5 separate regions of the Mus musculus genome follow, and regions 1, 2, 3 and 4 are each linked to region 5. The links are chromatin loops, found by intact Hi-C in ENCODE. Cell type or tissue: left cerebral cortex. All regions are shown on one strand.

Evidence for each region. Peaks named below come from ENCODE experiments on the same cell type or tissue, not always from the same donor. Only the 100,000 strongest peaks of a DNase experiment are listed, where the experiment ranks them.
Region 1: a loop joins it to region 5, with 6 times the contacts of the local background. A loop is called at or near these places in 12 of 42 quality-filtered maps.
Region 2: it touches region 5 in a loop (2.7-fold over the local background); 4 of 42 quality-filtered maps call a loop at or near these places.
Region 3: a loop joins it to region 5, with 8 times the contacts of the local background. A loop is called at or near these places in 28 of 42 quality-filtered maps.
Region 4: a loop joins it to region 5, with 2.4 times the contacts of the local background. A loop is called at or near these places in 12 of 42 quality-filtered maps.

What each region holds. Positions count from the first base shown.
Region 1 is chr11:61,386,182-61,391,181 of GRCm38, forward strand. Gm42081 (a long non-coding RNA gene) reads right to left here. Exons shown (of 2, transcript XR_879912.1): 2 at 4,947-5,000. Among named protein-coding and RNA genes, the nearest start is that of Gm42081, 9.1 kb to the right of the region's middle. In left cerebral cortex, a CTCF peak has its summit at 2,045 (motif pointing left); a DNase peak (open chromatin) is centred at 2,009.
Region 2 is chr11:61,617,403-61,622,402 of GRCm38, forward strand. No RefSeq gene overlaps it. Among named protein-coding and RNA genes, the nearest start is that of Grap, 33 kb to the right of the region's middle. In left cerebral cortex, CTCF peaks have their summits at 2,499 (motif pointing left), 3,076 (motif pointing right) and 3,846; DNase peaks (open chromatin) are centred at 2,492 and 3,119; H3K4me3 peaks cover 1,253 bases; H3K27ac peaks cover 2,410 bases.
Region 3 is chr11:61,407,513-61,412,512 of GRCm38, forward strand. It overlaps n-TWcca5 (a tRNA gene), which reads right to left and starts at 475; the gene lies at 404-475. In left cerebral cortex, CTCF peaks have their summits at 225, 1,787 (motif pointing left) and 2,841 (motif pointing left); DNase peaks (open chromatin) are centred at 484, 783, 1,249 and 2,826; H3K4me3 peaks cover 1,932 bases; H3K27ac peaks cover 1,667 bases.
Region 4 is chr11:61,347,249-61,352,248 of GRCm38, forward strand. Slc47a1 (solute carrier family 47, member 1) reads right to left here. Exons shown (of 17, transcript NM_026183.5): 15 at 2,197-2,291; 16 at 1,411-1,483. Among named protein-coding and RNA genes, the nearest start is that of Slc47a2, 6.9 kb to the left of the region's middle. In left cerebral cortex, a CTCF peak has its summit at 2,292 (motif pointing right); a DNase peak (open chromatin) is centred at 2,301.
Region 5 is chr11:61,190,550-61,195,549 of GRCm38, forward strand. No RefSeq gene overlaps it. Among named protein-coding and RNA genes, the nearest start is that of Gm42080, 2.6 kb to the right of the region's middle. In left cerebral cortex, a CTCF peak has its summit at 3,032 (motif pointing right); a DNase peak (open chromatin) is centred at 3,039.

The sequences.
Region 1 (5,000 bases), 200 kb after region 5:
GTTCCACCCTTTGGCAACACATATCATGCTCTTTTCCCCTCATGTATCCAGGCCGGCCTGGAGTCATCATGCCCCTTTGCCCTCTGGAGTGATGAGATTCCAGGTGTGTGCCGCCCTTCCTGCCTTCACCTTCCCCTTCAGTTCAACCTCCACGGACTCAGAGACAATCACCTGCACAGCAGCCGACTTGCAAGAGTCACCCAAACTCTGGGCCATCTGGGCTAAGCTTCCCACTGTATCCATCTACTTCCTGTCCCTGCAGAAAGGGACCAGAGAGATGGCTCAGTGGGGAGAGCGCTTTCTGTCCAAATGTAAGGACCTGTGTTAGGATTCCCAGAACCCATGCCTAGAGATTGGAGGCAGAGCCGGGAGAATTCACAAAAGGCCCTGAGCCGGCCTACCTGGTGTGCACAACCACGGAAAAGAGACCTCTGTCACAGACAGGGTGGAAAACAAGGGCTGCTGCCCAAGGTGCTCCTCTGAACTGCATATACTACATATATCACACATGCACCTGCACTTGCAAATGTGATCACATGGCCTGCTTATACCCTGCCCCCCCCACACACACACACACTAAAAGTAAATGATAATAGGGGCTGGAGGGATGGTTCAATGAGTAAGAGCACTGACTGCTCTTCCATAGGTCCTAAGTTCAAATCCCAGCAACTACATGGTGGCTCACAACCATCCATAATGAGATCTGATGTCCTCTTCTGGTGCATCTGAAGACAGCTACAGTGTACTTATGTATAATAATAAATAAATCTTTGGGCCCGAGCAAGCAGGGTTGACCCAAGTGAGCAGAGATACTAAATTCAATTTTAACAACCACATGAAGGCTCACGACCATCTGTACAGCTACAGTGTGCTCATATACATAAAATAAATAAATAAATCTTTAAAAAAATAAATGATAATAAATAAATAAAACGTGGTTTAAAAACACCTGAGACTTGTGGATTTAAAAGTTCCAGTCCAACCGGGCGATGGTGGCGCACACCTTTAATCCCAGCACTTGGGAGGCAGAGGTAGGCGGATTTCTGAGTTCGAGGCCAGCTTGGTCTACAAAGTGAGTTCCAGGACAGCCAGGGCTACACAGAGAAACCCTGGCTCAAAAAACAAACAAACAAAAAAAAAAAAAACAAAGTTCCAGTCCCTGGGTGGTTAGCACTGGGGTCTGAGGTGAGACAGTGCCACGTGGTGGAACATGTGGTAGAGCAAACTTGCAGTGTGCAATAGAAAAGAGCCAAGGTCTCACCACTTCCTTTGAAGTCACTCAGCCAGTGACCAGAAGTCCTCCTGCTAGGCCTCGCCTCCCAAACTTCCCAGCACCTCTTAAGAAGACAAAGCTTCTAACACCGGGGCAACCACAGCTCCTGTGTGTCCGCAGGGCCACGGGGTAGCTTCTATTCTGTAACTGACTGTGCTTTGAACACCCGTGGTGCACTTAGGTGACTTTGTGGAGGTGGGCTCAAACAAAGAGGTTTTCCACTTCCATCCGCATATGACAACCTTAAACATGTGACACCTCTCAGGGGGTTGGGGGGTCAGTGGGGAGCATGATTGCCTAGCCAAATTCATTTTTAAGGTTCATTTCTACTGTTTTTAACTCTGTGTGTGTGTGTGCGCACGCGCTCATGTGAGTGGGGTGCCCACACACCCAAAGACAGCAGACTCCCTGTGGAACAGGCAGTTGTGAGACCCCTGATGTGGGTTCTGGGAACCATGCTGAGGTCCTCTGGAAGAGTGCTGAACACCCGGGTCATCTCACTAGCCCTAAACCAAAGTTTTTTGTTGGGAAAAAAAAAATGTATAGCATTTAAGAACAGATGGACAAGCCGGATGTAGTGGCTCATGCAAGCAATCCTAGCACTCAGTGGGCCAAGGCAGGAGCATCACCATGGTTCAAAGCTAGCCTGGGCTACATAGAGTTTCAGACCAGCCTGGGCTACTCAAACAAGAAAGCTTATGAGCAACCAGTAAAGGGAGAAAATGCGCCCCCCCCCCTACTTTGGAGTATGCCACTAGTGCCCCCTGCTGGTAGATTTTGCTTGTTAAGAGGCTCTACTTTTTTTTTAATTAAATAAATTTGTTCTTGGACAATTTGACACACAATAGGTAATGCGCAATGACATTGTCGCCCCCTATGCTATCCCATCTCTCTATTGCCTTCTTTGCACATCCCCCTCTTCCTTAAAAATACCTTTCTCGTGCTCCTGTGTTCGTTTTGTGACCCGCTGAGTCACAAACCAAGGCTGTGCCATTCTGGGTTTGGAGCTACCTGTGGGAGCCTGGTGGGCTCGGCAGTTGGTTCACAACTAAATATGGTGGTTCTTCCTCTCCAGTAGCTCAGCAGTAAAGGGTGGAGCCCGTGAGTCCCTTCTTTCATGAGGCCTCTTTGGCATGGTGGGTCTTATGCAGGCCCTCTGTAGGTAACTGCAGTTGTGAGACACAGTAGTTTTATTGTATTTACAGTGAGACCTTCACAGCCACTCACCCCATCTCTCCTCTGGCTCTCCCCTCCATCCAGAGACACCTTCTACAGTGTTCTGATGAGGTGGGGCAGGGCAAGATGCAAAACAACAACAACAAAACCACCAACAACAAAAACACTATCTTTCAAAATAGCCAAGGTCAAAATCTCTGCCTGATAAGAGCCAGGCTGCCTGTGATGGTCTTGGTTTCTGATTTTTTTTTTTTTTTTTTTTTTGGTGTGGATTTGAAAGGTCTATCTACAACACATCAGGGTCAGAAAATCATGCTGACAGCAGAATATTCTTAGTCTCAATTTGAGTTTTCTTTATTTCATGTGTTTGTTTGTTTGTTTGTCTCTTTGTTACAGGGTTTAACTTGACTCAAACTGACCTTGAACTCACCATAGTCTCCTGTCTCTCAGGTGCGTGGCAGTTTGTTTGTTCAGTTTTGTGGTCTGGGAAGGCTGTTTTGTTTATTTAAAAGTTTCGTTGCACTTATTGACTTGGGTGTGTTCGTGTGGTGTGCCTGTAGAGCTCAGAGGACAACTGGAGAGAACGTTTCTCCTACCCTGTGGATCCTCCAGTCATCAGTCTTGGCAGTAGGTGCCTTCATCCACTGAGCCTTGCCAGCCTCTTATTTTGCTGATTTTTTTTTTTTTTGAGGTATAATCTCAACTATATTCGCGTTCCCTACACTGTTTCTAAACCCCCGGACTCAAATGACCCTCCTGCCTCTGCTTACCAAGTAGCTGATACTACAGACACACAACACTAAATCCTGCTCTTAATCCAGGTTGGGGCTGTTTGCAACCTTCTGCTTCTAACTGACCGAGTGAGCGCCTAGCCATGGTGTTAGAAGGGCACAGCTAACTGGACCAGTCTCTAACAGCTTATGCCAGCCTCACTCAAGGCACAGACAGCCACCGGGCTCTTTCACTGGCCACGTGAGTCTGGAAACTTCACTATTTCCATGTTACAGACGGAAAGTTGGATGGTGCAAATATAAAGCAAATTTCCAAGATCACATAAGGAGTCAGAGGACGCGGCTAAGTTTAGAATGGAGCCCTCTGCTCTGCAGGTCAGCACATCATCTTGATTCTTTATCATCTCCTGGAGAAAAACAGGAACATGTGTGTGTGTGTGTGTGTGTGTGTGTGTGTGTGTGTGTGTGTGTGTGTGCAGGAGTCAACAAAGACAAATCTGTCTTTCTTTCTCAGAAGGAATCACATTTTGGTATGTTCCTTCCCTGAGAGGGGGGAGTGTGTGAGCTTCTGCTATTCAGTTTATTTCCTACTAACACTGTCTCCTATTTAGTTCCCTAATCTGCTGTATACACTGTAAATGGCTTTCGGTGCTCTTCTTGGTCCCTTTGTCTCTGCCCTCAGCCACTGTTTGTCCACCCTGAGGAGTGGAGCAGACCGCCATTCAGTTTCTTTCTGATCTTTGTCTTAGAGAATTTTCCCTCTGTAGGAAAGCACTTCATAAGGCTGAATCCTCCCCTTCCCCTTGGGGCTGGCTGTATCAAACAAGGGCCCGGAAGCTGCTTTTGTCTGAAGATCGGCCTCCTCACTTGCTTTTAGAAAGGAAAGGCCAGCACCTCTGCCTTCATTGTGCACCTGCCTTCTCACCTTTGCTTCGTGTGCTCGAGGGCAGGTACACCTGTTAATCACCCTAGAAAACAGGGATAGCTAACCCAGCTCAACTCCTTCCAACCTGAAGGCACAAAGATAAAGCTAGCCGACTCAATGACCACAATCCTGTTAGAGACGCTAGATGAAGGGCAGAGCCTTCCAGGACAGCCCACTCCCCATGTGAGGGCAATTAACCTCAAGGGTGGGGCAGCAGTGTGCAGCAGGAGCAACCACATCCTGAGAACTGAGGTGTCCCCAAGAAGTAAGGACTTCTTCTGACCCCTTTGCAGAGCCAAAAGTACAACAGGGATCATCGAGATGTCAGCTTTGACTAAAAAACACCAAGGCAGACTCGAGGCACAGGATCCCTTTGTCTATTCTTCCTGGCTGCTCATATGGATAAGGCCCTGATCCTGTCTGCTTTTTCCATTATTACATCTCTCATTTCAAGATGGCGGCTAAGCCTAACTCACTGGGGCTGGCCAGAGCTGGGGCTCCTGTCCTAAAATCTCATTTGTAGCCATGCAGCTCCCTGGGAGCTAAAGACTGCTTAAGAGAAGTTGCCCTTCTCAGAGACTGAGGTAAGCTACTGCAGGGGGTTTCTCTGTCTCTGGGGTTTCATCAACTTCAGAAGGCTCAAAGCTGAACAGCCTCCAGACCCTGTCCTGATGCTTGCTGCTTTCCCAGCCTGGGTAGTATCCACACACAGACTTGAAGCCACAGAAACACCCTCTCCTCCAGAGCCCACACTGTCGCATCTCTGAATGTAAGAGGGACAGGATGTAGTCATGTGTCCCTACTGTCTCCGACCAGCAGAAAAGAAGCGATGAAACTGACGTCCTTCTCAAGGCAGTTTATTCAGGAACTTCACAATGTGCAGGAAAATGAATGC
Region 2 (5,000 bases), 430 kb after region 5:
CTCTACATCACCCACTTCTCTCAAAGCGGGGTCTCTTCAAACAGACCCTGACACAGGAATTGGGGTGCAAGGAGTTTTTTGGGTTTCTTTGTTTTGTTTTTCAGAGGTAACCCTAGGAAGCCAGTGGAGACCAAGGGATGCCAGGCAGAAGGGAGCTGAACACCGAGGAGGAGCTAGTCTCTGCTATCAGCCTGGCACTGAAGATCAATGCTCAGGACTGCCCCCAGCACTAGAGTGTAGGACTCCCCCACACCCCCAATCTTTGCTTTTTTATTTGGGCTGAGTACTACTACTGTGCAGAGGAAACTGTGCCGAATGCCATAAAGCAGGATGGGACACTCAAGTTAAGTTAGGAAACAGTGAATAGTTTGTTTTTGTTTTTTTTAACGAGTAGGAACATTCCAGACATTGGGTACATACTTACGTTAAGGAACTATTCATTGCTAGTGTGAGAATAGGTTTAGCTGGGTTCCTATGCTTTTGAAGTGGGAATGGATAAGACACATTTGTTAGCTGCTGCCTGGAAGATCGTCTGGGACCTTGATCTGGGAGCCTGAGTCCCCACATGGGTGTTTCTGCCTCGTGAGTTGGCATCTCTTTCCAGCAGCTGCTGATTCTCTTGGGGTTTTGTTTGTTTCTTTGTTTGTGGTTGTTTTGTTATTGTTTATTTTTTAGATAGGTTTTCCTGTATCCCAGGCTGATCTCGCTCCACCTATGTGGCCCAGGATGAAATCCTGGCCCACCCTGCCTCTACTGACCAATTGCTGCGACTGTGTCTGCCGATGTGCCCGGATCGTGCCCGGATCTCCTGGGGCACTCATAGGTTCTTAGTCCTCTACGCAGCCACAAGCACGGCCAGCAGAGATTCTAGGAGCAGAATAACTAGCTTCACTTCCTGTGGAATCTGGACCTGGAATGTCTCCCAAAGGCCATGTGTGAAAAGTCCCCAGACTACAGTGCTATTTGGTTTGGAACTTTTAGGAAGTGGGCCCATTAGAAGAAAGTTAGGTCATTGGGGCCACACCCTTGAAGAGAATATTGGAGCCTCAGTCCTCTCTTGGGGTGTTTCCCGGCTTCCAGGAGATGAAGTTTTATCCACCACACCTCTGGCTGTGATGTACTATGCTAGTTACAACAGGTCCTTTGAAACTGTGAGTCAAAATTAACCTTTCCTCTTTTTAAGTTCATTTTCTCAGGTTGTTTTGTCACAGTGACCAAAAGCTAACACACTTACTAATTCAGGGATGGTGTTCGTGTGTGTGTGTGTGTGTGTGTGTGTGTGTGTGTGTGTGTGCCCGCCCTGAGGAGGGAGGGGATACTGACGGTGGCCCCATCTTGAGAGTGTCTGGAGCAGAAGGAGAAAGCAGTTCTTATTTGAGGGGTCATTGGGGAACTGGGGATGAAGCCAAAGGTCCCGTGTGTACAAAGCGCATGCTCTACCATGCAGCACACGCTGATCTGGCAATTTCTTCCTAATGCTCGCTCTGTCGGTCTGTTCATTACATCATGGTGTGAGGACAACTTTAATTCTTTCTCAAACACTGCATTGTCTCCTACAGACTCTGTCCCCGTACTGAAATTAATGTACTGGATAGAGAGATTCTGCCTGACCTAGAACTTGCATCAATCTTTCTGCCACCGCCATCTGGATAATGGGGTTACAGGTGGACAAGACTAAATTTTATTTAATTAGCAATTTTTGAACATGTACAGAAATATAAAGTATGAGTCCCTACCACACAGCCACCAGTGTGTTTGTTTGCTTTGTTTTTATTATGCCTTTTTTATCTATCTATCTATCTATCTATCTATCTATCTATCTATCTATCTATCTATCTATCTTTAAGGCAGGGTCTTATGAAGCTCTGGCTGGCCTGTAAATCACTTTGTGGAGCAGGCTGGCCTGGAGCTCAGAAAAAGCTGCCTCTAGTTTCCTAGCTCTGGAATTAAAGGCACAGGCTGCCATGCACAACTACATCTGTCTACATTTCAATGTGAAGAAGGAGGAGGAGGAGGAGGAGGAGGAGGAGGAGGAAGAGGAGGAAGAGGAGGAGAAGGAGGAAGTATTGTAAAAGAAAGAGTAATGGTCTGTGAATTTTTGTTTCATTTTCTGTGTCTCTTTTGTTTTGTTTGAAACACAATATCACTATGAAACCATGGGTTTCCTTACGAGCATCTGAATTAGAATTTAAATTCTGAAGAATTGCCATCTTTGGTTGGGGTGCAGTTCAGTGACAGCGGGTTGACCCCAAACCAAATCAAACCTGCTGTCCGATTGTTTATCCATCTCCTTTAGGAAGAGAGCAAGCTTTCTTTGACTGAGGCCAGGCTCCTTCAGCGTTTGGTCGCGTTCTTGGTTGGCAGTACTTGTTTGTATTGTTACCTCAGTGAGCCTGACCCATCAGAGCTTTTTAAAATACACACATACACATTTTATTTAAATCAGATAATGGGAGAACAATTTGTGAGTTCCTGGGGTGGAAAATTCCCGAGCGCAGGAACCGCAAGGCAGAAGCGCCCCCAGCTGGCCGCTCCTGGCCAACTGCCCTCGCGACCGCGCCCTGTGATGCTGGGGGGTGGGGGCGCTGAGATGGGGGAGGACTGGGGGAGGGGGGTGTCTAGAGAGCTGTGGGGCTGAGATACTGCGGGAACGGGGTTAAGGGATTGTAGAGTCGGGAACTGGGGAACTAGGGAGCAGAGAGACTAGGAGTGACGGCCACCTGTGAGGCTGGGGAGCTGGGCGTGGTGGGTGGGTGGGGGATGGGGAGCTGGGGAAGCTGGGATACCAAAAGCTGGGTCGGGGTGGGTGCTGAGTCCGCAGAGCTGGGGGGGGGGGGCTGGGTCTGAGGGCAAAACTGGAAACTTGGAGATTGAGTTCCGTGGGTTGGACAGTTGGGGGTCTGCACCCTACCCCACCCTGCCTGCAGCTACCACACACACTTTACTTTCTGGTCTCTGTGTGGGTCTCTACATCTGAGGAAACTCAGCCTGGGTGGCCAAATGCCTGCGCTGGGCTGGGTTTTGGTGGTTTGAGCATCCAGAACGGCGGCAGGAGGGAGGCCTAAGGTGCCTGCCGCAAGAGGGCAGAAGGGCGGTGGTGCTGTTTGCACATCGCGGGGAAAGTGCTCGTCCCTGCGCATGCGGCTTCCCACCGCACTCCTACACGTTGAAACTGTCCGTTGTGGACCGAGTAAGGCGCACCCTGGACGCCTGGTTCTTGAGCCTGTGAAGGGATGGGTCTCTCTACTCAGTGAAAGAAACTTAAGGAATTTTTTTACTTAACTGGTACCTGAAGAGGGTGGTGTGATGGTGGAGGATAAACCGATTCGAAGGAGGGTTTGGGCAGAAAGTCAAGAGAGTCAAAAGGCAAAGGGAAAGCGGTGAGTTGGAAGTTGTCTAACGTTTGTACAGCCTTGGCTTCCATTCCCAGAGCTTTTCTTTTTTAAGTGCACTTAGGAAAAAAATCTAGGCTATATTGATGACTTAGAGGAGAATAGACTCAAGAACCTGCCCAAGCGCACTGTGGCAGTGAGAATGCTCTCACGTGCTGGGACACACACACACACACACACACACACACACACACACACACGGATAGGTAGGTAGGTAGATATAGACAGACAGAATGGTAGAATGGGAAAGCCAGGCGTGGTGGTACATGCTTTTCATCCCAGCATTCAGATGGCTGAGGGAAGCAGAACTCACCAGTTTGGCATACATACCCATGCAGAGTGACCCCGTCTCAAACAAACGAACAAACAAACAAACAAACAGAAATAATATGGAGAAAAAAAAATCTGTCCTCACCACCTGCAGGAGGCTCTAGCTTCTGCACCTGCAGACTTTTTCTCAAAACACACTCACATGCACATAAAATACACAAATATTTACCTAAAAATTTAGGGGTGCAAGGATTGTCCCATAGCTTTATTAAAAATGGTTAATAAATAGTGTGTGTGTGTGTGCGCGCGCGCGCGTGTGCACACGTGGAGGATAGAGGTCAATGGGTGTTTTCCTTGGTTACTCTTTTTTTTCAAGATTTATTTTTAATTATGTGTGTCTTCATTTGATTTCTGTCGCTATGATGAAACACCAGGGCCAAAAGCAACCTGGGGAAGAAAGGGCTTATTTGGCTCACATCCCATCATTAAGTCAGGGCAGGCATTCAAGGTGGAAACCTGGAGACAAGAACTGAGGCAGAGACCAGGGAGGAGAGCTGCTTACAGGATTGTTCCCCATGGTCCTTTTGCCCCTACGACCACTAGCCTAGGGGTAGCACTGCTCACAGTGGCTGGGCCTTCCCACATCAGTCATTAATTAAGAATATGTCTCGGGCCGGGTGCGGTGGCATACACCTTTAATCCCAGCACTCTGGAGGCAGAGGCTGGAGGATCAGATATTGAAGGCCATCCTTGGAAGTTCAAGGCCATCTTGAACTTTCATGGACTACAGGAAACCCTGTCTTTAAAAAAAAAGAAAAGCTGGGCGTGGTGGAGCACGCCTTTAATCCCAGCACACGGGAGGCAGAGGCAGGTGGATTTCTGAATTCAGGGCCAGCCTGGTCTACAGAGTGAGTTCCAGGACAGCCAGGGCTACACAGAGAAACCCTGTCTCGAAAAAAAAAAAAAAAAAACCTTAAAAACAAAAACAAAAACAAAAACTATGCCTCCATAGACATTCCTACAGGCCAGTCTGATGGAGGCATTTTCTCAGTTGCTGTTCCCTCTTCTCAGATGACTCTAGCTTGTCGCAGAAAAACTCACCAGCATAGTGTATGTGGTTGTGTGTCTGCAACTGATCTTTTAAAATAAATTTGTTTTTGTTGTTGGTTCTGTTTTAAGACAGGGGCTGGAGATATGGCTAAGGGATTAAGCAGGCCTGGATTCTCACGCACACACTGTGGCTCCTAACCACCTGTAACTCCAGTTTCAAGGGGCCCAATACCCTCTTCTGGCTTTTGTAGGCACCAGGTATGTTTGTGGTACACATATATATGTGCA
Region 3 (5,000 bases), 220 kb after region 5:
GTCATCTCCAGTCCAAGAGCCGTTTAGAGGAGGGAGCTGAGAAAAGTAAGTTCAAGGCAAACAAGGAGAGATCTATATTAAAGCACAAAGCTCTGTGTTGATTGCTCACACAAGCCCGGGTAACTGGAGGGAACATGGGTGGAATCCGAGGGTCGAACCAGGGCGTTAGAGGCTGAGTCAGCGCACCTTCCCCTTGATTCTGCTAGCACCTCCTGTAGGTCATCACAAGTCATCGCTTTCTCGAGCGAGCATTCGGGTATTCGTAGTCTCAAGAAAGGGAAAAAAGAGGGCTGTCTTATATGGCGTGAGAAAGGCGATTTGATCCGATACTGATCTCATTTCTTCTTTATGACTTGGTACTTACTCTATTCTGTCGTGGTTGACGGTGAAAAAAAACCTAACTTGACCCCGACGTGACTTGAACACGCAACCTTCTGATCTGGAGTCAGACGCGCTACCATTGCGCCACGAGGTCACAGCAAGCTTGCGACTCTGTGTCGCTAAAGGCCTCGCTTCACCGGCTCGCTCCTGGGCTCTGAGGTTCGGAACAGAGCGCTGTCGCTCGTCTGAGCAGAAGAGGAGTTCGGAATGCCGCAGCTCCGACAGGAACGGCGTCCGGGAGGATGCCAAGCTGACATTCGGCGACAGACATTTGGCTCTTCCTCCTCCGTCTCTCGCGGTGACCCTCGGAGCACACAGTGCTGGGTGAACACTCACGGGAGAGGGGACGCCGGAGGGGAACTGAGGGATGCTTGTGAACCGGGAGCTTCCCGGGGACCGTGGGACCGGGGACCCAATTGACAGCCATGCACGGCTGCGGGCCCCGCCCTGTAAGATGGCGGCCGCCTCCACGGAGGGCCTGGAGCGGTCAGGCAGGAGTGAGGGGGATCAGGCAGGACGGTTAGCGAGGACGGGGACAGACCGGGCGGGCACCAGGACCAGGGCGGCTGGTCTGGGATGACGGAGACCGACCGACCGGGGGAGCACCGGGACCAGGGCAGCGGGTCCGGGATGACGGAGACCGACCGACCGGGGGAGCACCGGGACCAGGGCAGCGGGTCCGGGATGACGGAGACCGACCGACCGGGGGAGCACCGGGACCAGGGCGGCGGGTCCGGGATGACCAGGACCCGGCAGGCACTCAGGCGCCAGCTCTGGTTCCCAGTCCGCTAGGAAGAAATGCGGGGACTCGAGAGAGCGACGCCCAAGCGAACGGCTAGATAAACAAGAAAAAGCCCGGCAGCTTTACTAACTACATAAGTAAACATTTCTTAGAGGAAAGAACAATATGTGGGAAATATTGCTATTATCTCCCGGCGCTGTTCCTTCGTCCGGATTGTGGCCCGTACGTATACCAGTGCACAGATCACACACAGAAAGCATCCTAAATGAAGGGCAAATGCCTAAACAGCGTTAACAATTGTACTTTTTAAATGCGCATGTGCATATGTGCTAACGCACATGGTTTTGGATGTTTTGAAAGTCCTGATAAATACATACTCATAAACTGAGATGCTCTTACCATCTTAAAATCTACTAAAATGATATCTTTGGATCTACTAAATGTTTCATAAAACCTTAAAATGTTGTTTACATAAAACATTCTCTGGGGGCATACGGTTTTAAAACGTGATCAAACTACGAAATTTAACATTAGATACAGATACATAGATTTTTTAGTAATGATTTCCTTCCTAAGCAAATTGTTAATATTCTGGACAATACTAACAATGACTTTGGGTGGCTCACAGTCATCTGTAACTCCAGTTCTAGGAAATCTGATGCCCTCTTCTGGCCTCTGTGGGTTGCTATGGGATTTCTTTTTCAGGACTTAATAAATAAATAATAATAAATTATTATTATTATTATATGCATTAGGCCTTTTACACAATCTTTCCTGACTTTTACAAACCAGATACAGCTGCATGATGGTATTAGCACTTGAGCTTCCTTCCTTTGGCCACACCTCTCTATTACTAAATTTAAATTTATAAATTTATATTAAAGTCAAAAGTAGTGTCACTTCTTTTTTTTTTTTTTAGGATTTATTGGATTCTCAGAATCAAACTTTTTTCTTTTCTCTCTCTCTTTCTCTCTTCCTCTTTCTTTCTTTCTTTCTTTCTTTCTTTCTTTCTTTCTTTCTTTCTTTCTTTCTTTCTTTCTTCCTTTCAGCAGGTTCTACATAGCCTTGGCTATCCTGGAACTCACTATACAGACCAGGCTGGCTTCAAACTCATAGCAATCCACCTGCCTCTGCCTCCTGAGTGCAGAGATTGAAGATGTGAGCCACCATGTCTGGCTAACTTTAATTTTAGAAGCTGTACCATAGCATGTCGTCCAAGAGACAGCAAGAAAAGAAATAAGAATCAGGGTCTCTGGGGTGGAGAGAGGTGTCCCTTTCATCCACTCTGTCAGTCTTCAAAGAGACCAATCAGGTTAGACTGTCTGTCCTTCCTGTCTCTCTAACCCACACATCCTCAGGCAAGCCTCAGTGTAGACACAGAGATCACACGCAGACACTGGCTTTAGTCCCCAGCTCCTCTGCCCTCACTCCTTCACTGGCTGGAGTTTAAAACAATTGCCAACCTTGTCACTCTCCTAGTAACAGCCCGACCATGAGCATCTCTGAAGTTATTTCTTTTACCTTAGTGAAAAGGGGGTTTCTTGCCTAAGACACTTGAAAAAATTCATAGTAAACAACCAAGAAAACCTGGGGCCAGTGCTAAGAGCAGGTGCTGCTCTTCCAGAGAACCTGGATTCAGTTCCCAACACCTGCCTTAAAGTGGCCAGCATGGTCCTGAAATTCCAGTTCCAGGGGATCTGTCGCCCTCTTCTGGTGTACTTGGGTACTGCATGCACCTGGTCCAAATACAAAGACTCAAGATGTGTCCCTCCTGTCCCTGTCCCTGTCCCCTTGCACTCCTCTCTCTCCCTCCATATCTCTCTCTCTCTCTCTCTCTCTCTCTCTGTCTCTCTCTCTCTCTCTCATAAGTAAATATATTTTTACAACACCTCAAAAATTCATGTACTAGATTCAGAAAAGAGGCTCACTTATATGAATGAATGGATTTTTTGTTATGTTTTCATTTTTGTTTTTTGTTTTACATTTCCATTCAGGTTAAAAGTGCAGTGAGAAAGGCTGCTTTCTTTGTTTCTAATGCTCAAGGCAATAATTTCTTTCCTAGAAAACTATCGCCATGCACTTGGAATGGGATTGTCTACACTAAATGAATAAGGAGAAACGGAGAACAGCTAGGGAGGATACAATGCACCAGAAGTAAACATATATGTTGGCAGAAAAGTGGGGAGACGGGAGGGAGCACTGTGAGCCTGCAGGTGACAGCACTCACAGAGATGGTGAGCCAGGAGCTGCACCTGAGTTCTTGTCACCCTCTTGTGTGCATGGGAAGGGATAGAGATGAGAGCAAGCCATGAATGAAGATGGCGTGGGGAAATCTGTGGGAGTGGTACTCTGGGGACCCAGCAGCCCTGGGTCCTCGAGGAACCCAAGTGAAGTAGAATCCAATGGAGAGAGGCAGATGAACAGCCCGGATCAGGCTGACAGATGTTTTAGATGTTTCTGTCCCAGTTTTTATTTTTTCCCTCTAGAGAATGTGTACTAATGAAGCAGTAAGAGGGCTGAAGATCTCTGGCTCTGTGAGTTAGGACCAGGGTTCAATTTCCCACACCCCACATGGCAGCTCACAACTGGCTGTAACTCCAGTTCTGAGGCATTAACTTCCTCCTCTTGCCTCTGCAAGCACCAGGCACACACATCCTGACCCACTAAGCAACACCCGGTCTCCCCGCTAACTGCACTCTGGACTTTTCCAGCAGCAGCTCCTGGGCTTTTGAGTGTTTCGGAGGACCGATGCGTGTGGAGCCGCACGGGTGGAGAAGCAGACAGCTGTGAGGCACACCTGGCCAGATGTGCGCCAGCTGGCGGGAGTGGGCATGGCTTAGCTGCTCCTCCATGCGATGACTGCTTGGATGTTGAGTAGTAGATTGACAGCTGGAGCCTGTGCACTTGTACCCACAGCAAGCTCTCCCCTGGAGGAAGATGTGAGGAGCACACCTAGGACGGCCTCAGCATCTACTGTGTGGTCCATTTTCAGGTTTTTCCCCTCTGTGTTTTTTGTTTTGTTTTGTTTTGTTTGCTTGTTTGCCCATCCCACTGGTCCTTGGGAAGTGGCAACCTCAACCGTGAGTTAATGCCAGGGTTTACACATGCTAGGCAAGCTCTCTCCCAACCGAGCCTTATCCGCCACCCATAACAAGAGGAAAATCAAACAGCACAAACTAATCGTTCTGTCTTTCCTCTCAGTCCTCCCTGCTTTGCAAGATCCTGTGGTCTGGGCTTCTGTTTTTCTGATGATGTTGGTCCGTGTAGCCCCGTGTAGATCTAAGTAAGTGGCTTTGGAAGGTTCATATCTCTTTTAGGACCATGTGTTGCAATCCCTAATCTGTGGCAGTACTGAGAAATGACGTAATCTTTAGGCCATGGGACCTAGCAGAAGGAAGTTAGATCATTGGCACCTGCCTATGAAAGGTGTGCCCTTCCCCCAGCCTTGAGTTGGCCTAACAAGTCTCCAAGGCTGGAGCCTTTCTGTCTTCCCGCCTGAGCCTTGAGGAGCTGGCCGCCCACTGAGCTTACTTTGCAGCTCAATCCGGCTGAAGCAAGCAACAGAACCCAGCCAAAACAAGGGGATGTGTCCTTGGGTTTTCCTATATATATTCAGAGCTGAATATTAAAATTTGAACCTTGATCAGAGAACTATGCCTCGGCTGTTATTTCTCTCGTCCGCACATCCTAATTCCATCCTCAGCTCTTATTCCAGGTATACCCAGTTCTCCGTAGTCGCCGGACAGATACAGAAAGAGACATTAAAGCCCTGGCCACTGTCTGTCCCTTTGTTTCCTTGTCACCAGGAGGTGAACAGGTGGAACATCATGTCCCCACCATGATGTGCCCAGAGCAACAGGGCCAATTGATGACAACC
Region 4 (5,000 bases), 160 kb after region 5:
GAGCCAACCTCTGGAGTGGCTTTGCTCTGACAGTTCCATATTTGGACATGTGGCTCAGGGATGAGCAGTACCTGTGAAGGGTAGGCCCTGCTAAACTTCCCCATGTCTGGCCTCGAAGCCCTAATAGGATGCATGCAGGATGTCAAGATAGCCCCATGATAGGCCAGCCACACACTGGCTGCCTCTTACCTTCAAGTCTGTAAGAGCTTTGGGGAATCTCAACCTCTGAAATTTCCCTAGACTGCCCGTGAGACCTCAGTATCTAACAAGAGTGGAAGGAAGTCCTAAGTAAAGACAGACAGCTTTTGGTCAGCCCTCACGTGACTCAAGGATAACCAGACACTAAGAACAGAATCAGAGAGATGATAAACCACTGCCCGCCTACCTGCTGCACCTTTGTGCAAAAGGCATTTATACTCTTCATAGCCACATCCCAAAAGCACGGTCTAGGGAAAATGGCTGCTCCTACAACCTTCTAATATCAGAGAGATTTTGCATAGTAAAGTCAGCATGATTTCCTCCCCCACACCCCAGACCCTCAGAAGACCCACACCCCCACTCCCTTCTGCAGCTTCAAATGCTTCTCTACAAACTTCAATTCCCTGTTCCTCCTCCAAGCCTCACGGTGTGTGGACTCCACACCTACAGACAGAGCTAAATACTCTTCTTCTCCTGTGTATCTTTGTCGTGTCAGCCGCAGATTGCAGGAAGGTAGAAGGAAGCCACTCTACCTCCCTCATGGGAGTGAAAGGTTAATAACTAATTGTTCAAGGAACCGGGGATATGGAAGAATGACCAGACTGACAGAAAAAAACAGCCTAATGTAATTTGCATGATGCAAAGGTCCAAGCAAGAACCTACTTAAAGTGAGTGATGCTTAGCTGACCACAGGGACCCCCGTTAAAACAAGCATGCGAAAACCAGCTTCCAAGACTTGCTCCTCACATAGAAACATTAAGTATTGGAAATGTCTGCAACCCAGCATAAAGGAAAGATAAATATGATCTGCCAGACCCTACTACCCTCAGAAGTACTTGGTTTTATACACACAGTGGTATGTCTACTGTACCCCAGAAGTAAACAAAATTATTACATATGGACCAAACACTTTCAATATGCTTTTAAGAAGAAAAGAAAGGCCCATAGAATACCTGCAGAGGTACCAAGATGAACAGAGGGCCTAAGAAGCCTAAACCCTCCAACACAGTCCGTTAATATATGGAATCAAAGCAAACAAACTCTAAGTCAGTTTATCTCAGAGTGGGTATAACTCGACTTGACATCTGTTTCGGAAGCGTCAGTGCCTTGCTTCAGGGAGAGCTCACAGAAGCTAATCCAGATGTGTCCCACAAATGCCCCTCCAGTCCTATATTGCAAGTCTGCCCCAGAGCTGAGAAAATTGTAGCTTACCTGGGTGAGCAGGCTCGTGAGAGACAGCGGAATTCAGGGCCACGTTTACCTTCAAATTGGCATGTACTTGAGCCTAGAAAAGTCAGCGAAACTCAAGTTCGGGTGGCATCAGGGAGCCTTGCTAAGCATGGCCACTTGGCTTAGGAGAAGCCATGTCCCTTGACTGACACCTGAGACAAAGCTGCTCTGGTTCACTGTGACTTCCTAAAGACTGAAGAGGTTCCTGGGTAGGGAGGGAGTAGACAGATCTAAGAGGGACCAACCAAGGTCGCTGGAATGCTCCCTTCTCCCTTCTCATCTTCTTACTTCAACTGCCCTGTCTACCCCCATGTTCCCAGACCTCATGTTGACCCTGGGAAGGTGGGGGGGAGGAAGCATTCTCTCTCTCTCTCTTTCTCTCTCTTTCTCTCTCTCTCCCTCTCCCTCCCTCCCTTCCCTCCATCCCTCCCTCCCCACTCTCTCTCTCACACACACAGTACTAGGATGAACTTGGAGAAAATCTCTAGTTCCAATTCTTCTCCTGAAACTGGCTTTTCACTGCAAGAGACCAGAAATGGAATTCTGTTTTACTATTCACTGAGCAAACAAAGGGGAGTGATCGGGGCCAGGGTCTCACAACCCTTCACCTCAAAATCCAGTTAAAACAAAACAAACCTAATAATAATTAAAAAGCATAAAAATAGCATAAGAAAAAAAAAACTTCTCAAAACGAAAGAATGCTTGCCACATCTGGTCTGGTTTGGCATCTGCAGAAAGACCCAGGCAACAGTGAGGACGGTTACCTACCTGTTGACAGGCGCGTTTCCAATTGAGCCGAGCAATAAAAGCCAGGAAGCACGTGGTCTGACAGGTAGTGCAGATGATGATGCCTGACCACAGGCCTGCAGAGGGCGATATTTGACAGCTTAGCTCATGGAGACAATGGCCACACTAAGTCAGTACTGGTAGGCAATCAGGCAAGGTAGAGTTGCTAAGGCTACCTGACGGGATTCATGCCAGAGCAAAAGGTTCAGGAAGTTATTTGGACCCTTTCTGCTTATGGTAATTGGATATTAAGAAAAGGGCCAGTAGTAAGGAAATAGTTTCTCCTGAAAAACTACTGCTTCATGATGAACTTTTTTTACCTATATGACCTATGCATGCATGTTTGTAAATTTACATGTGTGTAGATACTTGGGAAGGCACACGTGCATGTGTAGGGAGGCTTGAGTCTGTCATCAGCTGTCTTCCTTAATTGTTCTCCACTACAATATTGAGGCAGGGTTTCTTTCCACCTTATGTCTTGAGGCAGCGTCTCTCACTGAACCCAGAGCCCCATGTTATCTGACTATATAGCTTGCTCTTCAGATTCCCTGACTTTGCCTCCACACAAGACCAGTCAGGACACACCTGAGCCACCCTCATCCCCCATGATCCTCTCCTACTCCTCTGCTTACCTTTCAACTTTCTGCCAAGACACACGGGGGGGGGGGGGGCGGGGGGGGGGACGGGACACAGGATGGGGCGATTCCCTTATGTAACGGGATCCGAATACACAGACTTTGCAAATACAAATCCATAGAAGGGCTGAGGCTAAGCCTTGAGTTGTAATTCAAAGGCTTATCTTTACTCTGCTCTTTGGTGCTAGCTGCCCTCACATCTTATTTATCAGGAGTGGTCAGCAGGCTTCTCTCAGGAGTGAATCAGTAACCACCTGCCAGGTCTAGGATGGAGTAAGAAAAGCCTCTGGCTTCCTCCTTCAAACGAATGCCCAGTTTTGCCTAGAAACCACACTCTCATTCCAAACTTTTTTTTTTTTTTTTTTTTTAACAGAAATACCTGCCTAGCTCAGGCTGTAATTTGAGTAACAGACTTGATTTTCGCTGATGCCATAATCCCTATTAAAAGATGCAGGATGCTTACCAGAATTCTCTGGGCAGAGCCATAATTTACATGTTTGAAAAACCATACAGGAAATTGATAGCCATTGTGATTAATCAGTCTGCTTGTAAAAACCTGCAGCCTTCTGAGGCACTGCGGGGAACCTCTTACATGCTGCACACTCTAATGCTGGCAACAGGAAAGATAAAACCAACCTTACTGTATTTCTATTTAAGAGGCCACTAGAATGACTGAGTACAGGTCTCACACATCCCTCACCTCCCCAGGGCCTCCACTCTTTCCCTCCAAGAATCCCCAGCTCCCTCTACTTTGCCCACAACAGATACACTTCATGAAATGAGTAAGTAGGCCAAATATAGACCCTGGGATATAGATGTATCTATATTTTAAAGTAGATTCCTTTCTAAAATTTTAACTCAGCTGGACATGGGAACACACACCTGTAATCCCAGCGCTTAGGAGGCTAAGGCAGGCTGATCCCATGTTCAAGACCTGCATGGACTACATGGGAAGACTCTAAAAAAAAAAAAAAACAATAACAACAAAACAAAGTTGGATGTAGCTGGACATGATGGTGCATGCCTGGAATCCCTGAACTCAGGAGGCAGAGGCAGAATTCTCTGTGAGTTCTAGGTCAACCTAGTCTACATAGTGAGTTTCAGCACAGCCAAACTTATAATAGAACTTCTTTTTAAGTAAATTTCAGATGTATCACTTACTGTATAAAATGATAGCCTCGCAAGGAGATAAATAAGCTAATTACCTTGGCCTAAATAGTCCACATTCTCTGCTATATCAAAACATTACTTTGTGCTCCATAAATGTTCATAATTGTGCTTGTCAATTAAATTAATATTGTCAATTAAAATAATATTAATAAAAATATAAAAAAGACTACAAAATGTCTTCTTGGTATTTTGTACTGATTGCATGTTATCGTAATATGATTTGGAATTGTGTTAAATAAAAATACTACTCAAAATCCAGACTCCTCTGATGTTTCCACTGGCCTGCCGTCAGCGTATCCAAGCCATGAACAACACCGGAAATTCGGCTAAATAACAGCCACACCTTCATGGCCACAGAACTCTGGCGATCTCCATCTTTGGATAACCCCAATATTTTTAATTAAAATATTATTGAACTTGAGAAAATGGAAAGACACAAGTTAAGACGTGAGACTGGAGGCCCTCAGCAGCCCTCAGATGACTTCTAATCACCTCCAAGTCTGCCACACTGATGGATTCAAACAAGTCACGCCCAAGTCAGTCAGTCCTTCACCCCAAAGACAACAGTTAGGCTTTCCTGTAACCATTTAGTCACAGCCAGTGAATTATCAATTATTATTTTAGAAACCAAAGCTGGATAATTATCTATCTCCCTACTTTTTTTTTTTTTCTCCTAAGATGAGCTCTGGTAATTTCAGAGCGCGTGGGTTCAGCTCTTTGCTCCAAACACAGCAAGGTTATACAGAGGAGTCTGCCCCACAATCCTCCGCGCTACATCTCTCTACACGGTCCTCTGCAGAGATGTGTGAGGTACACAGGTGATAAATGGGGAGCAGAGGCTGAAGACTGGGACAAAGGTGACAAGGAGGCCACCCCAGCCTTGCCCTTTGTGCTGAGAACACAGGGTGCTGTTCTAGCAAGTTGTATGTCCAGTCCCAAGCATCCTAACATGGGACTTCCGTGACTCACCTCGAACTCCCC
Region 5 (5,000 bases):
TATAAGAGTTGCTGCAGTCACGGAACTTTGCAGCAATAGAACACTGAACTAAGACAGGGGTCAAAGGCAGGAGGGTAGCATCACAATGAGATGCTATTTGTGGGCAATTATTCTCCTCAGAGCATCACCTTTCAATTGTTGCAGCTTTACAGAACTGTTAGAGGTGATCGTTGTTACAGAAACCTGTGCATATTCATGAGGCTAGTAGTTCATGAGATTCATGTAGAACCCTCTTCTGAGTAGTTCTTGACAGATGACCTATCATTCCAGTGTGTCTGAGGAGAATAAGTTCATCTTGATGTCACTGAGTTTTCTCAAGGGAAAACAAGGCAACCTAGTGGCACTCAAGACGGAAGGACCATGATACAAGAGGATGTATGGAAGGGCCTTAGGGCTTCTGGACCAACTGGCCATGCAGTGCCTGCTAGCTTCAAAACCAGTGTTGCCTTGGAAACCATTCCCAAAGGCTGTGCTTACTCAGCAGTGCTTTATGAGACTGTGAACCGACAAAACTGCTTTGAACCAGATCTCTATAGAAACACACTGATCTTCAAAATCCTGGCTTCACAGAAAGCTCAATGACTGACCTATCAGAAGCCATAAAAAGGTTCATATGGAGCTTTAGATAAGGGGGTTCTCCAACAGATCACCCCACATTTGCTCTTACTTTGAATTTCGGAGGAAATGGGACTTGGGTCCACTTCTCAGCTCAGGGCCATGTTAACTCATCCGTCCATAAATCCTGTGTGACTAAGTCTACCAAGAAAAAAAAAAAAGCACCGCTTCATTTAAGATTTCCCACACATGGCAACCCTTGGTCTTGCAGAGCCCTTGCCTCTCCCTGCGATGCTTATTGTTTTATTTGTTGGTTGTTTGCTGTAGTGTCCCCCACGTGCCCAGCACTGAACTGATCCCTAGGTCTTTGCCTGTGTTGGAGACCTGGGTTTTCTTGTCAAGGTGTCTCACTTGCAGCACAGGAGTTGCAACACTGTCTCTGTATGTGTAGACTATTGGCTTGTCCTTGGTGGATTTTGTTAGAACTGGCAACAGTGTGTTGATAGTCTAACAGAGAGGAAGGAAGTGTTCGAGCCATAGAAAGAACAAAGAACAGATTACAGAGGGATACTCACAGAACCCTGTGTACTTCACAAGAGAAACACTAGGCCTGCGGGATGTCTCAGAGGGTAAAGGCCCTCGCCACCAAACCCGACAGCCTGAATTTGATGCCTGGGGCCCACTTGGTGGCTGAAGAGAGTCAATTCCCAAGTCTTCTGACTCTCACATGTGTGTGGTGGTATGCACACCTATGTGTACCCAAATACACAATAATTAAAAAAAAACCTTTTTTAAATACAAAAACATTTCCATACTTTGCTCCTTTGAGCAACTGTCACAACAGTTGTCCTTTCAAATTGATGCTGAGAACATCTTCTCATGGTGAAATGTATATTTATGCCTGGAGAGATGGCTCAGCAGTTGACTCCAGTTCCAAAGGGATCTGACACCTCTTTCTTCCAGGCATACCTGTACATATATACAGACAGGCACATACCTAATTATAATTCAAATAAAACAAATCTCAAGAATTATATATTTGAATCTCTTTCCAGATAAAATATCCTTTTAAGCATCCTTCCTAGGACATGGTTTACAGACAAAGTATTTGCTTGGCATGAGTGAGGTCCTCAGTTCTAGTCTCAGTACTTCAAAAATATATATAGAAAAAAATATAGTCAATCATTAAGTAAGCATCATCCAGCTTAGACACCAATCAACTTATGGTTCATCTTCTGTTGCCCCCTCCTCCCCCTTCTCCCTCCTCTCTTGCGCGCGCTCGACTGGCCAGGAAGAACGACGCTGCAACAGGATCCTTCTGCACACGTTTATTGGGAGAGCTTGATTGTAGAGGCGAAAAGACTTCGAGCCCAGAACTAGTGCTGCTTTTATAGGCCTAGGAGGGGCGTGTCTCACACCCGGATTGGTTATGCACTAAGCCTCATTTGCATGTTCCTCATCTGATTGGCTACTCTCTCTCAGTACCTTACAGAACCTCATTATCATACCTCATTTGCATGTCTCACATCTGATTGGTTATACTCTCAGTACCTTACAGAACCTCATTATCATACCTCATTTGCATGTCTCACATCTGATTGGTTATACTCTCAGTACCTTACAGAACCTCATTATCATGCCTGGGCCAGGCAGTGTCTTTGCAAAAAACTTTACTGCATATGTACACATTGGTTGTTTGTCCAATCTTATGCGTGGTGGCCAGCAGTAGTCAGTGCCACTCTGCAACGGCACATGTGGCTTCCCACACTCCTCCCTCTCTTCCTCCCCCATTCTCCTCTCTTTCTCCTCCTCCTCCCTTCTTCCCCCCTCCTCCTCTCTCTCCTTCCCCCCTCCTCTCTTTCTCCCCCCATCTTCCATTTCTGTAGATCAAATCTAGAACCTCATACATGATAGGTAAGTGCTGTACTGCTGAGCTACATTTGACCAGAGTGTGGGGTCCTTAGATGGAGGCTGGCCTTCCCACACAAGCAAGGAGAGAGAGATTCCCCCTTCCTACTTTGCAGATTAGACATGATCTCATGGAAGCCCCCTTTTTAAAAAAGGTTTTAAAAGTTGTTACTGTATATTTGGGTACACGTGGGTGCCCATGCCAACACACACACACACACACACACACACACACACACAAACACACGAGTCAGAGGACGTGGGAATTAGTTCTCTCTTGTCACCAAGTGGGCCCCAGGTATCAAACTCGAGCTGTCAGGTTTGGCGGCAAGCTCCTTTACCCTCTGGGCCATCTCACAGGCCTAGTGTTTCTCTTGCAAAGCACACAAGATGCTGTGAGTATCCCTCTGTGATCTGTTCTTTGTTCTTTCTATGGCCCTGAAACTTCCTTCTTATCTGTTAGACTATCATGGGAATTTGGGCATTCTTGGTGGACCACAGTCAGAGGAAGTTGTCCTTGGATTTGGCCTGCTCCACTCTGAGAGACTGCAGCACACAGACACTAGATGGCGCGCTAGGACCTCTTGCGATGCACTGGGCGTGACAGTTGCCGCAGAAGCATCCCGTGCTCACTGTTTCTCTCTTTCCACTTCCATCCGACCCTTCTCGCTCTCAGGGTCTCTTATAGACATTGAAGGCCATGCCTAATAAAGTGGGAAGAGGGTCTCAGAGTCACTGGCGTGATATTTGAAGTTTTTGTTTAAAGTTTGAAGAGGGTTGTCTTATAAAATGTGCATCCAGGCTGGTCTGAGTCTGGAGTTCCCTGTGTTATCCCCACAACCTGTTACAGTAGTGGCTTTTAAAATGGATTTGGCGGATCCTTCCCCCCCATCACTTTCTATGTCCGTGGTTTGATATGATCAGTGAGGTTCCAAATCAGGCAACCAGAGGAGCTTGGCTCCGCTGTAGCTCGATTACAGGTATGAACCCATTAACCCGTCTACACTAAAGATCAGTCTCAGGGTTGCTTATGTGTGCAGCAGGTGGTGGGGACGACACAGACCATCTTGTCATGTTAGGCCAAAAGTCACAGTGTGTCTTCTGAATTCCTGAAAGAAAATATAGGGATCCTGGCTAAATGACCACATCGGATTGTATTTGGGACACAGAGGGGACCTGTAACCAGATGGTACCAACGTCCCCCTTAGCCATCTCATGAAGGGAAGGAAGTCCTCTGAGGAGAATTGTCTCCTCAGTCCCATATATGAAATTCTAAAGTGGATATGTGAGGAGGGGAGTGAGAGAGGGAGATGGAGATGTTAAGGGGGAGGAAGTGGGAGCAGAATTGCCAGGTGGAGGTGTAGATTGTGTGGAGACGCTCAAAGGTGAGTGGGTGCTTGAGTGTGCATCAAAATGGCATCTGGGGTTAAGGTTATGGAGACAGACAGGCTAGTGGACAAGTCTAGAGGGGCATATGACATCCTTCTCACAGCTAAGAGGTCACAGTGCCTTGCATGTGGGGATCCTCAGAGTCGATTTTTAAAATTATGCTGAAAGAATAATTGGAGGGCATGGTTACAGCTTACTGTGCTGTGATGAGATGGCATCTCAGAGTGGATATAAAGGAGCATTCTTGTTAGAAAGGAAAATAAATGCTTTTTTGAGAGTCTAAGGGTCAGGTTTAAACAAGCATTTGACATCCCAGGAATGAAGGAAAGGGAACAGAAGGTGCAAGCCCATTGTGCAGGCGCTACCAGAAGCACAGGATTTACCTAGAAAAGGTCTTTCTAAAATCTATTAGCAGATTGTAAGCGACGGACTGGAACCCAGTGGAAGACATAAAGCACCCAGATCAAGATGAAAATGACATTCAGTAGAAGTAGTCACCAGGAGAGGGGTCAACTTTAATAGTAGCTCCTCCCAGAACATGTGCCGAAAATTATCATCTCATGAGAGGTCAAGGTGGTAAGCCAACCTTCATAGCATTTTCAGTTTTAAATAACATTTACTGTGATGCAATTATTGGCCAACTTTCTTTTCTTCTTTCATTCCTTTTTTTAAAAACTTTTATTGAGGAAGCTGGAGAGATGGCTCAGTGGTTAAGAGCATTCACTGCTCTTCTGAAGGTCCTGAGTTCAAACTCCAGCAACCACATGGTGGCTCACAACTATCCGTAACGAGATCTGGTGCCCTCTTCTGAGGTGTCTGAAGACAGCTACAGTGTACTTACATCTAATAAATAAATAAATCTTTAATAAAAAAAAAACCTTTTATTGATTCTTTGTGAGGTTCCCATCATGCACCCCAGTCCCACTCAGCTCCCAGTTCCCTCATATCTGCCCTTCACTCTTGCAACCTCCCCCCCAATAACACCTAAACAACCCCAAAGAATAGAAAAGATCTCCCCATGCAAGCTGCAGTGTGTCATAGTGTGTCCCACTCTGTCCACACATCTTCACTTGCAAATGTTCACTGCAATGAGTCATTGGCCTGGTTCGAGGTCCCTGGCTTCTGTGACACCATCAATATCGGATCCT